Regions from separate parts of the Homo sapiens genome. Here region 2 is linked to region 1. A link is an interaction called in ENCODE POLR2A ChIA-PET data of the cell type or tissue named here. Cell type or tissue: endothelial cell of umbilical vein. All regions are shown on one strand. Links, peaks and the distances in the headings refer to the core of each region. The heading gives the core; the rest is flanking DNA.

The links. Peaks named below come from ENCODE experiments on the same cell type or tissue, not always from the same donor. Only the 100,000 strongest peaks of a DNase experiment are listed, where the experiment ranks them.
Region 2: POLR2A ChIA-PET joins it to region 1 with 5 read pairs; 1 of 35 experiments calls an interaction of 5 or more read pairs at or near these places.

What each region holds. Positions count from the first base shown.
Region 1 is chr4:139,790,460-139,793,385 of GRCh38, reverse strand. The region is part of intron 2 of MAML3 (mastermind like transcriptional coactivator 3); the gene reads left to right. It overlaps LOC124900782 (a long non-coding RNA gene), which reads left to right and starts at 2,097. Exons shown (of 2, transcript XR_007058277.1): 1 at 2,097-2,238. In endothelial cell of umbilical vein, for the core only: no CTCF peak of the experiment used is centred there; a DNase peak (open chromatin) is centred at 1,545; H3K27ac peaks cover 523 bases.
Region 2 is chr4:139,418,347-139,421,272 of GRCh38, reverse strand. No RefSeq gene overlaps it. Among named protein-coding and RNA genes, the nearest start is that of RAB33B-AS1, 34 kb to the left of the region's middle. In endothelial cell of umbilical vein, for the core only: no CTCF peak of the experiment used is centred there; a DNase peak (open chromatin) is centred at 1,672; H3K27ac peaks cover 2,500 bases.

The sequences.
Region 1 (2,926 bases), core at 205-2,704:
GTCAATGGAGATTTCTCCCCAAGAGGACTCTGGAATGTTATTACTAAGAGGGAGAAAGTGCATACTAGCATTAATAAATGTCCTGTACGGGGAGTTCGCACAGTCACACTGAGTGTTCAGGTCTCTGATGTAAGCAGGTTGGGTTGATGCTCTTTCCAATGAACCTGTAACTCTAAATTTAAGGTAGAGGGGCTGGAGGGAGGTGTGGCTCAAGAGCATAGCACAGTAGGTAGCTCTACTATGAATAAATGTGTTTCGTTTCTTTGGATAAGTAAGAATGGCTCTACCAGTGAGGTAATGCCCACCCATCCTCATCAGCATTCTTAAAGAAAACCAGTTCTGCCGGGCGCGGTGTCTCACGCCTGTAATCCCAGCACTTTGGGAGGCCGAGGCGGGCGGATCACAAGGTCAGGAGATCAAGACCATCCTGGCTAACATGGTGAAACCCCGTCTCTACTAAAAATACAAAAAAAATTAGCCTGGCCTGGTGGTGGGCGCCTATAGTCCCAGTTACTTGGGAGGCTGAGGCAGGAGAATGGCGTGAACCCGGGAGGCGGAGCTTGCAGTGAGCCGAGATTGCACCACTGCACTCCAGCCTGGGTGACAGAGCAAGACTCCGTCTCAAAAAAAAAAAAAAGAAAGAAAGAAAAGAAAACCAGTTCTACCAGAACTAGAATTCTACTATCCAGTGCAATGTTAACAGTATTAATAGCTTTGAAAAATCATGTAACAAAGAGAAAAAGAAGGGCTTTTGGCTTAGTTCCACACTTTGTACATTCCATTTGTTTTGTTGCTGTCTGGGTAGCTTATAAGCAGCAAGTATATAACATTTTAAATGCTGTATATCTGAAAATACAGACCAGAACAGAATAGCTATGCCATGGTGGTTAATTCACTTTGTTTAATTGTGAGATATATTATTATAGAATGTTTGTAACTCAGATCCTTATGAGGATCATAAATTAATATCAAACAAAATTTTTATCCTAAATATTTTTAAACTAAGTTGATATTAAGACATCAGCTTAAATCTCTGTTCCAAAACCATCTATATTGTTTTAAATATGCTATCTGTAAAGGATATCGTTTGCTCATTGTTATAGGAGGAAGTGGAGTAGATGACTTCTCAGATCTCTTAGATTTAATCTACTATGAGTTTGAGTCTCAAACCTTTTGTGTGACAGTAAAAATGTTTTCATTCTGCTCTCTCCATATATCCATGAGCTGAATCGCATGCTTGGAATCCAACACAGTGCCTGAGTCTTAGCAAGTACTCAATAAATGTTAATTGAGTTAAATTGATTTGTTCAATGCAACAAAAATGTATGTAGCGCTGTCTGCATTAATATTTCTCTAGCCTCCAACATGCATCTGCCCAAATACTCAAAGGATCTAAGTTCAAACAGAGATCCCAGTATATCCAGCACCACTAACAGATGGAGCCTCCGTAATTACCATGTCCACCTGTCTGCAGTGGGCTGTTCTGGGAAGGAACACATTCATCTATAATAACAATGCTGGGGAGTTGGCTGCTAAACAATAGCTTATGTTGGTAAGGATGTGATACAGAACAACTGGCTAGAATACAATGGGCTGGAAATACTGTAAAATATGCTCAGGGTTCTGGAATAATACTGGTTTTAGAATAATGTGCTTTGTGACCAAATAGCTCAGTGGTTAACTTTCAGGAGGGACATTTCCCTGTATTATGAGTAAAGCTGCTTTGACTACTATCTTGAAAAGGTAAATAAATGCACTGAAGGGAATTCTTACATGTATTATGAAACTTCTTTATATTATATTTTAGAGGAAATATATTTATAACCTTATAAGTCAGTGACAGTTTATTTAGATAATGGGTGCCTTTTTTTTTTTTTTTTTTTGAGATGGAGTCTCACTCTGTCTCCTGGGCTGGAGTGCAGTGGCGTGATCTCAGCTCACTCACTGCAACCTCCACCTCCTGAGTTCAAGCAATTCCCCTACTTCAGCCTCCCGAGAGTAGCTGGGATTACAGGCACGTGCCACCATGCCTGGCTAATTTCTGTATTTTTAGTAGAGATGGGCTTTTGCCATGTTGTCCAGACTGGTCTCAAACTCCTGACCTCAAGTGATCCACCTGCCTCAGCCTCCCAAAGTGCTGGGATTACAGGCGTAAGCCACCATACCCAGCGGTGGATGAGATGATGTAAGGATAATGGATGAGAATGTACCTCATATATTTTGAAGATTTATATAAGGGTAAGTTTCCATTATTATAAAACTTTTAAAGTTCAGTACATATTAAGAGTTTAAAAGATATTTAAACAAAATATCTATCTAAGTTATCTTTAAGCCTAACTTAATTTTATATCAGTTTAGTTTTCTATTCAAAAATTCTGTTTGTTGCTAATCTGGTCTCTTTAAATGATATCATCTCTTCTGCAAAACTCCCAGAACAAAAAGAGGACACTATAAAAATTTTCAGGTTTCTGTATGTTTCTGTGGGAATTCAGTCAAGAGCTGGTTGGCTAAGGTGATTTTAATATAAAGTTACTCAGGTACAGCATTATTCACAATAGCCAAAAGGTAGCAACAATCCAAATGTCCATCAATAGATGAGTGGATAATCAAAATGTGGTATGTACATACGATGGAATGTTATTCAGTCTTCAAAAAGAATGAATGTCTGATACGTACTACAACATGGATGAACCTTGAAGACATTATGTTAAGTGAAATAAGCCAGACACACACAAAAAAACAAATATTACACAATTCCATCTATATAAGATACCTGAAATGGTAAATTCATAAGACAAAGTAGAATAGAGGTTATCAGGTGCAGGCGGGGAAAGGTGATGGGAAGTTATTGTTAATGGATACAGTTTCTATTTGGAGTGATGAAAAATTCCCTGAAATGGATAGCGGTGATGTTGCGCAACATCGT
Region 2 (2,926 bases), core at 173-2,672, 370 kb after region 1:
CTCCAGTCTGGGCGACAGAGCAAGACTCCGTCTCAAAAAAAAAAAAAAATTATTGTGCCACTTCTGTGGTTTGCATGGATCCTGCTGAGAGATTTGCTGTGATTCAGATTGTTTGTGTGTAGGTAGTACTTTGAATTTCTCTAGCTACTTCCAAGATTTTTTTCTTTGTCTTCATTTTCAGCATTTTGATTGTGATGTGTTTGGGTATAAATTTATGTGTTAAACCTGTTTGGGGTTTGTTGAACTTCTTAAATCTGTAGATTTGTCTTTTGCCAAATTTGAGACCTTTTCTTCCATTATTCTAAATTTTTCAGCACCTTTTGTCATTATCCGAGAGGTCTCTGAGATTCTACTCATTGTTTTTTCAAATCTTTTTTCTCTCTGCTGTTCAGATTGGTTAATTTTTATTGATCTATTTACAAGTTCATTGACTCTGTCATGTTTACCTTGCTATTGAAACCATCCAGTGAATTTTTTTTAAATGTTGGCTATTGTATTTTTCTGTTCTAAAATATCCATTTGATTCTTCTTTATGTCTTCTATTTATTTGCTGATACTTTCTATTTTTTTCTTATTGGCTTCAAAAATGCTTGTGACTGCTTGTAGGAGAATTGTTATAACAAAGTCAAGAACTTTGGAGGGTCTGATATTTTACCTTACTTGCAAGTTAACAAGTTAGGCTGCCACAATTTCATGAATAGTGACAGAAGACACGAGACTCCTGGGTCAGAGACAAAGGACAGTTTATTACCCACACGAATAGCAGGAGGCAGAGTATCAGCATTTAACCCAGTTTTCTGAGCCTCAGTTCCCACACAGTGATGCTGTGAGGGCCTGGTGATACCTGTATATGTAGTGGGATTTATGAATGCTGTGGGAAACACCAGTCTTCAATAAAGGGCCAGCAAACCTGCCCAGCCTTGCCCTGGAGAGAGACATTATCTTTTTTTTTTCATCCTGGAAGGAAAAAAATCTGTCCTTGGTCCCAAAGGAAGACATTCTATCTTCCAAGGATGTTTGCTATACAAACAGCTAAAAAAGATAGTTCAGAGAAAAAGCTGTTAATGCCTTTGCCTAGAACACCTGTAGAAATGCAAGAGACCAATGGAGAATAGACTCCTAACAAATATTAGTAGTTGCTTTAAAGCCTTCATCAGACAATTTTATCATCTGTGTTATCTCAGCATTGTCCTTTTTTTTCCCTATATGAATTGAGATTTTCTTGTTGTTTTTTTTTTTGTTTGTTTGCTTTGTAATTTTGGACCGTATCATGGATATTTTGAATATTCTGTTTTGAGATGCTGGATCTTATTTAAATCCTATTAAGAATGTTGATATTTTTGTTTTAGCAGGCAATCAAGCTGGCTAGGTTCCTGCCACAAGTTCAGACTAGTCTTCTGTAGGTGAGAAAGCGCATAATGATATTAATATCCACCTCCCAAACCCCAGAGTGTGTTACATTCCAGGGTGATAAACCTAGAGGGGCCTTCTTCCTCTTCCCAGAGGAAATTCACTTACATTTCAAGATAATGAATAATTTCTCTCCTGAATGGGAGGAATGGGTAGGTCACCAGCAGCTTTGATAAAAGCTTGGAGGCTTCTAAATTTAAGATTCTTCTCCTGTGATGCAACCCACTGCACAGGAAACATCTGTTGCCTTACGGGAAATGGGGCATGGGGAAATGACACAAGGTGTTGTAAATGCTTTGTGCTTTCAGTAGCAAATCTTTTATGGCACCAGCCCAGCAGTCTGGTGTCTTCTGGCAGTATATGTATATGAAACTGTGGCAAGCTAACCTATTAGCTTGCAAGAAGGACAAACTCTAAGACACTTCACAGTTTCTGACTTAACAGGGGAGAGTGGCAGGATGTGAAGGTGAAGGAGCAGGCAGGGCAAATTACATAGCACCATCCATAGCTAAGGTAATAGATGAATTGTTAATGTTAAAAATAATGACAGCTGGCCGGTCACGGTGGCTCATGCCTGTAATCCCAGCACTTCAGGAGGCCGAGGCAGGCGGATCACGAGGTCAGGAGATCTAGACCACCCTGGCTAAAATGGTGAAACTCTGTCTCCACTAAAAATACAAAAAATTAGCCTGGCGTGGTGGCAGGCACCTGTAGTCTTAGCTACTCGGGAGGCTGAGGCAGGAGAATTGCTTGAACCCAGGAGGCGGAGCTTGCAGTGAGCCAAGATCGCGACACTGCACTCACTCCAGCCTGGGCAACGGAGCGAGACTCCATCTAAAAAAAAAAGAATAATGACAGCAGTAGCAGTGGAAAGGAAAACAAGACACTGCATGCTAAGCTCTTCTGCAATGAGGGTGAGAGACCAGGAAGACAGTAGACGACTGTAAAAAAAAAAAGGAGAATGGATGATATGGTCAAGGGAACTAGAATTTTCAAAGGAGAAAAAAGGTCTGGAATTGGCAGTGGGGAATAAGCAGGACACCTACCTCATCTCTAGGCTCCTTTGGTAAGTGGGTTGAGTAATTTTTAAAAGCAGACACAATTTGAGAGTATTGCAAGGAAAGCAATATTATTAGGAGATGGTTAGGTTTTGGTTAGAGTAAGAAAATGAAAGGAATGTTTAGAAAAGGTGTTAAGGATTAGGGGATTTGACTGATGACAATACAGTGGAAGGGTCAACACAGATTAAGAGGAGTGGGAGCCTGGGCACAGGGGCTCATGCCTGTAATCCCAGCACCTTGGGAGGTCGAGCCAGGCAGATCACCTGAGGTGAGGAGTTCGAGACCAGCCTGGCCAACATGGTGAAACCCTGTCTCTACTAAAACACAAAAATTAGCTGGGTGTGGTGGCTCATGCCTGTAATCCCAGCTACTTGGGAGGCTGAGGCAGGAGAATTGCTTGAATCCGGGAGGCAGAGTTTGCAGTGAGACAAGATCGCACCACTGCACTCCAGCAT